Linked DNA regions of Homo sapiens: region 1 is linked to region 2. Evidence: read pairs that join two places in POLR2A ChIA-PET (ENCODE). Cell type or tissue: Panc1. All regions are shown on one strand.

Region 1 (5,000 bases), 190 kb before region 2:
TCATTTTGAAAGATATAAATACACGTTAAAGGACATTATCCAGATTCAGAAGTAACTCTTTAAATCACAATAAAGATTATTGTAAGAAAAGAACTGAAACTTTTATTTAACCACTATGTTACATTTTTATTGTCTCCATTCATTTCTTTAAATGAAAAATAAATTCTGTTTGACTTGAGCAAAACCATTTACCAAGCTCTTACTTTGAAATGAATAGGCACTGATTTTGGTCATTTGGGCAGAGATAAACAATTTAATGTTTTAATACTGTATGAGGTACAGATTAAGTGACTCAAAAGGGAAGATTATGAAATGAATATGTAAAACTTATTACATCAATTTCTTAAAAATCTTATGGTATTACTTTATGATATTCTTAAAGTATTTACCTTTTGCCTCTTAACTAAGATGAATAGCTTTGAAGAGGGAGTATGATAGAACAATCACTTGAAAATTAATTTAATTTAATAATGACAAACTTAAATTATTTAAGGGTATTTGTTGAGTTCTAGTGGACAAAAGGTGGAAGAACCATTTTAAAGCAATATATTTATGTGATTTTCTTGAGCTCTTTGGATAAAAACTACACCTTTAAAAGCTAACCATTCAGTGTACAAATTAATAATAATTTTCAGTCATTTAACTCCAAAATATGTCTGCTTTAGTATCAAAATATATTAAGCCTTTATTAGTCTTACTTAGTACCCATGTTAATACTTTTCAGTTTTCCTACCTTTGCTGTTGGTTTTCAAAGACAGCAACAAACTATATCCTTAAAGGTGTTTCTTTCTTTATTAGAGCACTTGCTTTCAAAGAGTGGCGGGGACTGCACTTTTATTCATCAATTCATAGAATGCCAGAGTGAGTACAGAGTATTTTTCACATTGATTTTAATGAAGTCAGGGGCTAAAACTTAAAAGTGAGAGGTAAAATGAGGATCTCAATGTGTTTGTTATAGCAGAAGTGCTTAAAGGGGCATCTTTAGACAGCAGCAAACCTTTTCATAACTATTTGTCTTTTGAGAAAAGTATTTCTGTTGCATTTGCCTTCACAGATGGAGCTGAGCATTTCATAATAGCTACCATAAAAAAGAGGGAAACTTTCAAGCTTGTTAAATTTGAGGTTCTTAAATAAATTTCTTAGAGAAAATGAAGCCAGAAAAATAATTATTTAGTTTGGGCACTCCATTCTGAAGATGGCCCTCAGAGTAGCAGGAGCTTTTTAGAGAGGTAGTAGCAGTAGATTGTCCTACAATCTGACCTCCACTGCCTATCCGTGGGAAGTTGTAAAAGGCTATCTTTAAGAATATTTTAAAGAGGCCAGGCGTGGTGGCGCACGCCTATAATCGCAGCTACGTGGGAGGCTGAGGTGGGAGAATCGCTTGAACCTGGTAGGCAGATGTTGCAGTGAGCCGAGATCGCACCATTGCACTCCAGGCTGGGCAACAGAGCAAGACTCTGTCTCAAAAAATATATATATTTTAAAGATGGATTGGCTTGGCTGGGCACAGTGGCTCACACCTGTAATCCTAGCACTTTGGGGAGGCCGAAGTGGGTGGATCACCTGAGGTCAGGAGTTTGAGACCAGCCTGACCAACATGGTGAAATACCGTCTCTACTAAAAATACAAAAATTAGCTGGGTGTGGTGGCAGGCGCCTATAATCCCAGCTTCTTGGGAGGCTGAGGCAGGAGAATTGCTTGAACCCAGGAGGTGGAGGTTGCAGTGAGCCGAGGTCGTGCCACTGCACTCCAGCCTGGATGACAAGAGCAAGACTGTATCTCCAAAGACAGACAAACAAACAAAACGATAAATTGGCTTTTGAAGTGATTTAGACCTCTGCTGAATTCTGAACAAAGATGTCATTAATTCCTTTTTACTTGAAAGTCACAAAAGCTGCTTAAATCTGTAACAATTGCAAGGTTATGATATTTTCTTGGTTTTGTTAAGTAAAGGTCATTGTATGTGGTAAAGATTTGTTGATAATGTCTGCGGTTTTTCCCATCAAGCAAATACTTTCTCAGGCATTCTTCTCATTCTGCTCTCCTTTCTTGGAAATGTGGTTTCCCAAGTTTTTATGCTCATAATTTCATTTTGTGGATATTCATGCATATGTGCCCCCCGCTACCCTGCCCCACTACCTCAGGAGCGCTTGGGGGTTCTATGGGTCATACCTGGTAATTAAAACAGACACAAATTCAACAAATCAAATGTTATACTCCTTAGAGATCCTTCAAAGAAACTGAGAATTTCATTTAATAGTTTTCACAGAGCTTCTGTTTTTGCAGTTTCGATACTATAATATTAAGTATAAGTTGAGTATTACTTAGAGACAATTTATTTAATAAATGTGACATATTTCTTTGTCCTTTTAAAACAATATTTGGCCGGGCATGGTGGCTCACGCCTGTAATCCCAGCACTTTGGGAGGCCGAGGTGGGTGGATCACCTGAGGTCAGGAGTTTGAGATGAACCTGGCCAACATGGTGAAACCCCATCTCTACTAATAATACAAAAATTAGCCAGGGGTGGTAGCACATGCCTATAATCCCAGCTACTTGGGAGTCTGAGGCAGGAGAATTGCTTGAACCTGGGAGGCAGAGGTTGCAGTGAGCCGAGGTTGTGCCACTGCACTCCAGCCTAGGCGACAGAGTGAGACTCCGTCTCAAAAAAAAATTAAAAAGTAAAAAAATAAATAAATAAAACTATTTATAAAGCAAAGATTAGTACATCTTTTTGTTACCTTCTGATTACTAAATCTCATTTTCATGGGAAATTGGCACAGGGTCCTGGGGCAAAATAATTGGTGTCCACTGATACCAACTAAAAGAATATCTAATCTAAAATGCAAATCTTTAGGCCAGGTGCTATGGCTCACGTCTGTAATCCTGCTCTTTCATGGGCCTAGGCAGGAGGATCCCTTGAGGCCAGGAGATCAAGACCAGCTTGGGCAACATAGTGAGACCCGTTCCTATAAAAAACTTTAAAAAATTATCCAGGAGAGGCTGGGAGCTGTGGCTTATGCCTATAATCCCAGTACTTTGGAAGGCTGAGGCGGGCTGATCACTTGAGGTCAGGAGTTTGAGACGAACCTGGCCAACATGGTGAAACCCCATCTCTACTAAAAATACACAAAATTAGCTGGGGCGTGGTGATGCATGCCTGTAATCCCAGCTACTCAGGAGGCTGAAGCAGGAGAATCACTTGAACCTGGGAGACGGAGGTTGCAGCGAGCCAAGATCGCACCACTGCACTCCGGCCTGGGCAACAGAGTGAGACTGTCTCAGCAACAGCAACAACAAAAAAATTATCCGGGAGTGATGGCACATGTATGTAGCCCTAGCTACTCAAGAAGCTAAGGTGGGAGGACCCCCTGAGCCCAGGAGTTCAAGGCTCCAGTGAGCTATAGTTGTGCCACTGCACTCTAACCTAGGCAACAGAGCAAATCCCCGTCTCTAAAAAATAAAATAAAATACAAATCTTTAGAAGAAAGATTTTTATTTTGAACTTTTAAGATTTATATTTTGAACCCTAATGAGAGCAGATAATTATCAAAAGAATGTCTACTCAGTTACAATTTGCAAAAATCCTTGTTTTATTTTGTTATTATTACTGGCTTACTTAAAACAAAACAACTTTTTGCCGGTAGTCCCAGCTACTCAGGAGGCTGAGGTGGGAAAATCACTCGAGCCTAAGGCAACATACTGAGACTCCGTCTCTTTGGGGAAAAAGAAAAAAAAAAAAGCCAGTGAGGTGGCTCACGCCTGTAATCCCAACACTTTGGGAGGCCGAGACTGGTGGATCACTTGAGGTCAGGAGTTCAAGACCAGCCTGACCAACATGTTGAAACCGCATCTCTACTAAAAATACAAAATTAGCCAGGCGTGGTGGTGGGCGCCTGTAGTCTCAGCTACTTGGGAGGCTGAGGCAGGAGAATCACTTGAACCTGGGAGATAGAGGTTGCAGTGAGCCGAGATTGTGCCATTGCACTCCAGTCTGGGCAACAAGAGCGAAACTCTGTCTCAAAAAAAAAAAAAAAGCTTTTTACTTTTTAATGTCTATTTTATTATTGAACATTTCACTTAAAATAGTATAAAATACTTAGCTATATTTGTAACACAGAATAAAGTTTGCTTTAAATATACAAAAGGTGTTTGAAGATTTTTGTTGCATCATAGTTTTGGGGGAAAATGGACCAAATAAACATGCAGAGATAGCACAGAATTTATATAAATTACACCAAATCCCTTCAGTGGGAATGTTAGAAAGTTATTAAAATGATGTTTATGAGGACTGTGTAATAGCATGAGAAAATACTAAACAGGTAGTACCTACATACAAGAAAAAAATCAAAATATAAAATCCCATTTTTGTGTACAAAGGGTGGACCAAAGAACAGCGAAAAAAACCAGGCACAGTGGCTCATACCTGTAATCTCAGCACTTCAGGAGGCAAAGGTGGGAGGATTGCTTGAGCCAGGAATTTACAGCCACCCTGGGCAACATAGTGAGACCCCATCTCTACAAAAAATTAGCTGGCCATGGTGATAACATGCCTGTGTCCCAGCTACTCAGGAGTCTGAAGCAGGAGGATCGCTTAAACCCATGAGGTTGAGGCTGCAGTGAACCATGATCACACCATTGCACTCCAGCCTGGGCTACAGAGCAAGACCTGTCTCAGAAAACAAAAACAACAACAAAACAAAAGAAAATAAGTATTCCCAGACATCTGAATCCTTTCGGTCCCTGAGTGCAAACAGAGAAAGTTTGGGCTATGAGTTCAGGTAGCTAAGGAGAGGCCTACTATTGAAATCTGTTTGGTTTCTGAGTTTCAGGTAGCAAGTAGTAAGAATTTGGTTATTGGTGATTCCAGAGGTATTTCAAAACTTTCCAAATCTGTTCGTTTCCTTAAATTTGGGTAACCAGAGTTGGGAAAGTGAGGGTTGACTCTGGTTTGACTTGTCAGAAGGGACATTTTGTCATTTTATGACATGCTGCCATTG
Region 2 (5,000 bases):
GTGTGGTAGAGGCCGAGTCAGTCATGGCTGAGACAAGGGGACTGTGCTCTGTGTGCTTCTGTGCCCTGTGTTTATATGGTTCATACGCTGCCTGTCCACCATGTTTTTCCCGAGAGCCTCGGCAGCGCAGGCATCATGGGAATGACTGAGTCAGGTGGAAATTCAGAGGCCCTGCCCTGGTGGGCAGAGAAGCCTGGCTTACCTCCCAAGCACAGCATGTGTGTGGATCACTTCTGTGCACTGTCTCCTCATCTCCAAAATGGGAGTCATAACTGAACTCACCTCATCAAGTTGTTATGAGATGATGTAGATTCAGCGAAGTAGCAAGAGTAGGAGTTTGGGCTTTGATAACAGAGAGAAGTGAGTTTCCATCTAGATTCTCCCCCTGTGTCACTTTTGGCAGTTGGCTTCACCTCTGTGGGCCTCTGTTATGTCATCTGTAAAATGGGATTAACCCTAAAAGCCACCCTCACAGGGTCATTGTGAGGATTGCACAAGGTGATGCAAGTGGCACAGGGTCTGGCCCAGGAGAGGGGGCTGGAAGAGAGCGAGCTGCCATTGTATTTTGGTTGCTGTGGATCTAAGGAGAAGAGATGTTTAGGAGTCTTTCCCTGGCATGGTTCCTCCTGCCTTCACCCATCACTCTTTTCCTCGAGGGATTCCCTGTGGGGTGCACAGCCCCAGGGTGGGCCAGACTGAGCTCACAGGAGCATGGGCTGTGTTTCAGGTGAGGTGGCCTCACCACATGACAAACTGAGCTGGAGTCAAAGGGTCACGAGGACCTCCATTCACAGCCAGCATTTATTATTTCAGCTGGAAATGTTTGCCGAGCAGTTGTAGCTGGAAGCTGTGAGCGAGACACAGACTGCCATCAGGCTGAGGCCTCCAGAGCTCATGCTGGGCTTTAACCTGAGCCTCTTGGGGGCTGGGCTCTGAGCTCCTCCACTTCTGCTCATGCCCAGGCGTCCTTGGGGGCCTTGAACTGTCAGTTGTCCAGGAGAACTGTGTGGCAGCAACAGAATGAGTTTGTATAGCAACCTGTTGCTTTGAGGTTTAAAACTTAGTTTAGAACGCAATTGCTTTGACCATTTTGGAGTGTCTATACTTTTTTTCTTCTTCTTTAAGTTTTCTTTTTTCTTTTTTTCTTTTTTTTTTTTTTGAGACAGAGTTTTGCTCTTGTTGCCCAGTGGCAACAAGAGTGCAATGGCGAAATCTCGGCTCACCACAACCTCTACCTCCTGGGTTCAAGCTATTCTCCTGCCTCGGCCTTCTGAGTAGCTGGGATTACAGGCGCCCGCCACCATGCCTGACCAATTTTTGTATTTTTAGTAGAGACGGGTTTCACCGTGTTCACCAGGCTGGTCTCGAACTCCTGACCTCAGGTGATTCATCTGCCTTGGCCTCCCAAAATGCTGGGATTACAGGCATAAGCCATCAAGCCCTGCTTTTTTGTTTCCCTTCTTCGACCTTTCTAACAAGAGGTTGGAATCCTCGTTTTGACTTTTAAAGGATTTCCCAGTGCTAGAAAGTGGTAAGATAGTTACTGTATCCTAGGCCCTTTAGCAGACCTGTCTCATTGATCATTTATTTAGTCCAGTGTGGCTTTGTTGTTGGATATTAAGTAATTCTCAAAATTTTACCTTTTCAAAAGTGGCATTGAAAATAAAGGCATTGGGTGATGAAAATGGAACTTTTAAATACAGTGATTCCTGTTAACCAGAAATAGGGTGTTTGGGATAATTTATGAAGCAGTACACCATCATAGATACTATGAGCTGAAAGTTCACCAAACTCTCTATCCCAAAATAACAATAAGGTATTTATGAAGTGATTCGTTCCAACTATTTGAGGCAAAAATTGTCCAGCAAGTGAGAGAGAACAGAAGGAATAGTTGGCAAAATAGGGAATTTGAAGTCTGAGGTTATGCATAAGGAATGTGTTATGGGCCTATAGTAGAAATCTCAAATCAGGGATTAGGGAATGTTTACTCAGTTCTGTTGCAGAGAAATCCTGGCCACGACTCCCCCATGCCATGCCCAGGGCAGGCATTGCTAATCTTCACTGCCTCCATTCTCCATGCCCTGTTCACGGAAGACATTTCTAATGCATTTTAGCAGTCTTTTTTTTTTTTGCTGAATCCAGATGTGGCCTCAGAATCCTTCTCAACACAGTGTACTAGCACCACTTGGTGCTCCTGATCTACTGTATCATCTCTTGAAAAACTACTAACATGAAAAGACCTGCCAAGTCAACTTTATATTAACTGAACCCTTGACACAGTGATGGATAAAAATTAATTCAAACAGCTTCTTTGTGATCTTTGAGTAGTTCATGAGCAAGAAAGAGAATTGGAAATCCAGCCAACTTCGGCCCCCTTGTCTACTTGTATTTTACTGTGGTTTATGTTTTCTCTTACCAATTGAGATAGGCCCATGAGACTTCTGGTCTTCCAAAGCCCAGAACATCCCCACATTATAGTTTAACCACTGTAACAAAGAGGTTTTTTTTGTTTGTTTTTTTGTTTTTTTTTTGTTTTTTTTTTGGGACAGAATCTCGCTCTGTCGCCCAGGCTGGAGTGCAGTGGCATGATCTTGGCTCACTGCAAGCTCCGCCTCCCAGGTTCACGCCATTCTCCTGCCTCAGCCTCCTGAGTAGCTGGGGTTACAGGCGCCCACCATCACGCCCGGCTAATTTTTTGCATTTTTTAATAGAGACGGGGTGTCTGGATCTCTGACCTCGTGATCCGCCCACCTCCGCCTCCCAAAGTGCTGGGATTACAGGCGTGAGCCACCACGCCTGGCCAGAGGTTTTCTTAAAAACAATAACAACAAAAACAGTTGTGGAAAGCATGTAGAGTGTGGGTTTTTTCGGTCTTCAGGTTGGCAGGGCATCTGATACTGGGACCCAGGTTCCTTCCCTCACCTTGCTGTGCCTCTCCTAGTGCAGGCCAAAGCCAGGTGACTGCGCTGTCTGGGCTCCTGGCTGGCAATCGGGGAAAGAGTGCATGGAGCAGGCATGCCCACTGTTCAGGTCCTGAAGCCGTGGCTCATTTCATATCATTTGTTGCTTATTTGAAAGACAGGCACAGCACTGACTTCCAGGGGAGGCTGACTGACCATCTAGGTGGAAGTTGCATGCCTGGGAGGGAGAAGGGGACAAAGGCCACAGATAGGCATCAGTTATCAGGGCCTTAAGTCTGCCTTGTTGGCATGCAGCCTTTTATTGGATCAAGGCCCTGGAGAAAAGCCCTGAGCAGGAGGAGATAAGCCAGCTTGGTCCCCTTCATCCTACCCAGGGGCCTCTGGGGTACCTGAGCCAAAGTGCACAGTTCATTGGCTGTGTGGATGGAAGGGATATGGGACTTGAAAATGGGACACTGGTCCTGGGCAGCTGACCGACATGGTCCTCCTTAACCTGCTGTCTGGGGAGATGGGTTGCATCTGGCTAGGTTTTGACTGAGGAACTGAGGAGAGCTGTCAGCTGTCCCCGCTTTGGTTCAGAATGCCCTTTTGTTTGGACAGCTGAAGCCTACAATTCAGCCATGGTTTGTTTGGGCTCAGAAAACAGGCAAGGATGGAGAGAAACTGCAAAGCTGACCTGGGCTGTCAGTGGGCACCAGGTCCTGCTGGCCTGGGGTCTGGATGCAGGAGATCTGAGCTCTTCAATGTGGGGTGGTCTTGCAGCAGCTCTTCACAGGCTGCTGCTGCTGCTGCTGTAGGCTCACCCAAGCAGCCAAGACGGACAGGATCTATTCTAGTTTTGTGCAGAGTTGGATATAGAAGAGGCATTAGAGGGAGAGGGGATGGGGAAGGAGTTCCAGGCCAGGTGAGCATGGGGCACAGTAAACTGGGATGTTAAGGAGGGGCCAGTTTGTGACCAGCCTGGGCAACATGGCGGAACCCTGTCTCTATAAAAAATTAAATTAGCCAGGTGGGTGGCATGTGCCTGTAGTCCTAGCTACCCAGGAGGCTGAGGTGGAAGGATCGCTTGAGCCCAGGAGGCGGATGTTGCAGTGAGCAGAGATTGTACCATTGTATTCTAGCCTGGATGACCGAGACCCTGTCTTTAAAAAAAAAAAAAAAGGAGGGGCCAGACCCCTGACCCATATGTGCTGCTCTTTTCTTTCAGGGAGGTCTGATAAAATATCAGTAGTTCAATTCTTTTTTTTTTTTTTTTTTTTTTTCTGAGATGGAGTCTTGCTCTGTTGCCCAGGCTGGAGTGCAATGGAGTGATTTCGGCTCACTGAGACCTCCGTCTCCCAGGTTCAAGTGATTCTTGTGCCTCAGCCTCCCAAGTAGCTGGGATTACAAGGTGCCCACCGCCATGCCTGGCTGATTTTTGTATTTTTAGTAGCGACAGGGTTTCACCATATTGTCCAGGCTGGTCTCGAACTCGTGACCTCAGGAGGTCCTCCTGCCTCAGCCTCCCAAAGTGCTGGGATTATAGGCGTGAGCCACCATGCCCGGCCCATAGTTCAGTTCTTTAGGTGGTTCTTGGTGCTGCATATGAGATCTCTGCAAGAAGGACACGTCTGAGCCGGGTGGTTTAGAAGACCAGCATGGCCCAAGACCCTCAGAGCAACACCAAGAACCACCTAAAATTCTTTCTCAGACGTGTCCTTCTTGCAGAGATCTCACGTGCCCCAGGTTCGCTGCAGCGTTAGGGGTCAGCCTCCCTTTGGAGCAGGAGAGCAGGGGCCTTGGAGGTGGCAGTCATGGCCCTCCTAATTAATTGCTTGGCTCAGAGAAGTGACAAATTGAACATTTCAACCACCTGTTAATTCACAAGGTACTTCTTTTCATTTCTTGCTGCTTGCACAAAACACTTGGAGTATGGCTTGTGGATGTCTGGCCCTAGGGAAGAGTGTTTGGCACATAGCAGGTACTTAAGTATTAGGAAAATGAGGATGGAGGGGAGGGAGGGAACATTATTAAGCGGCCAACTGTGAGACAGGCATTGTGCTTGACTCTTTCTTTCTTTTTTTTTTTTTTTTTGAGACA

What was found. Peaks named below come from ENCODE experiments on the same cell type or tissue, not always from the same donor. Only the 100,000 strongest peaks of a DNase experiment are listed, where the experiment ranks them.
Region 1: POLR2A ChIA-PET joins it to region 2 with 7 read pairs; 2 of 35 experiments call an interaction of 5 or more read pairs at or near these places.

Annotation. Positions count from the first base shown.
Region 1 is chr3:57,870,838-57,875,837 of GRCh38, forward strand. It overlaps SLMAP (sarcolemma associated protein), which reads left to right. Exons shown (of 25, transcript NM_001377540.1): 14 at 799-861. Among named protein-coding and RNA genes, the nearest start is that of SLMAP, 120 kb to the left of the region's middle. RefSeq lists enhancers at 2,727-3,228, 3,229-3,728. In Panc1, no CTCF peak of the experiment used is centred here; no DNase peak of the experiment used is centred here.
Region 2 is chr3:58,065,073-58,070,072 of GRCh38, forward strand. All of the region lies in intron 1 of FLNB (filamin B), which reads left to right. Among named protein-coding and RNA genes, the nearest start is that of FLNB, 59 kb to the left of the region's middle. RefSeq lists an enhancer at 354-1,231. In Panc1, no CTCF peak of the experiment used is centred here; no DNase peak of the experiment used is centred here; H3K4me3 peaks cover 219 bases; H3K27ac peaks cover 3,489 bases.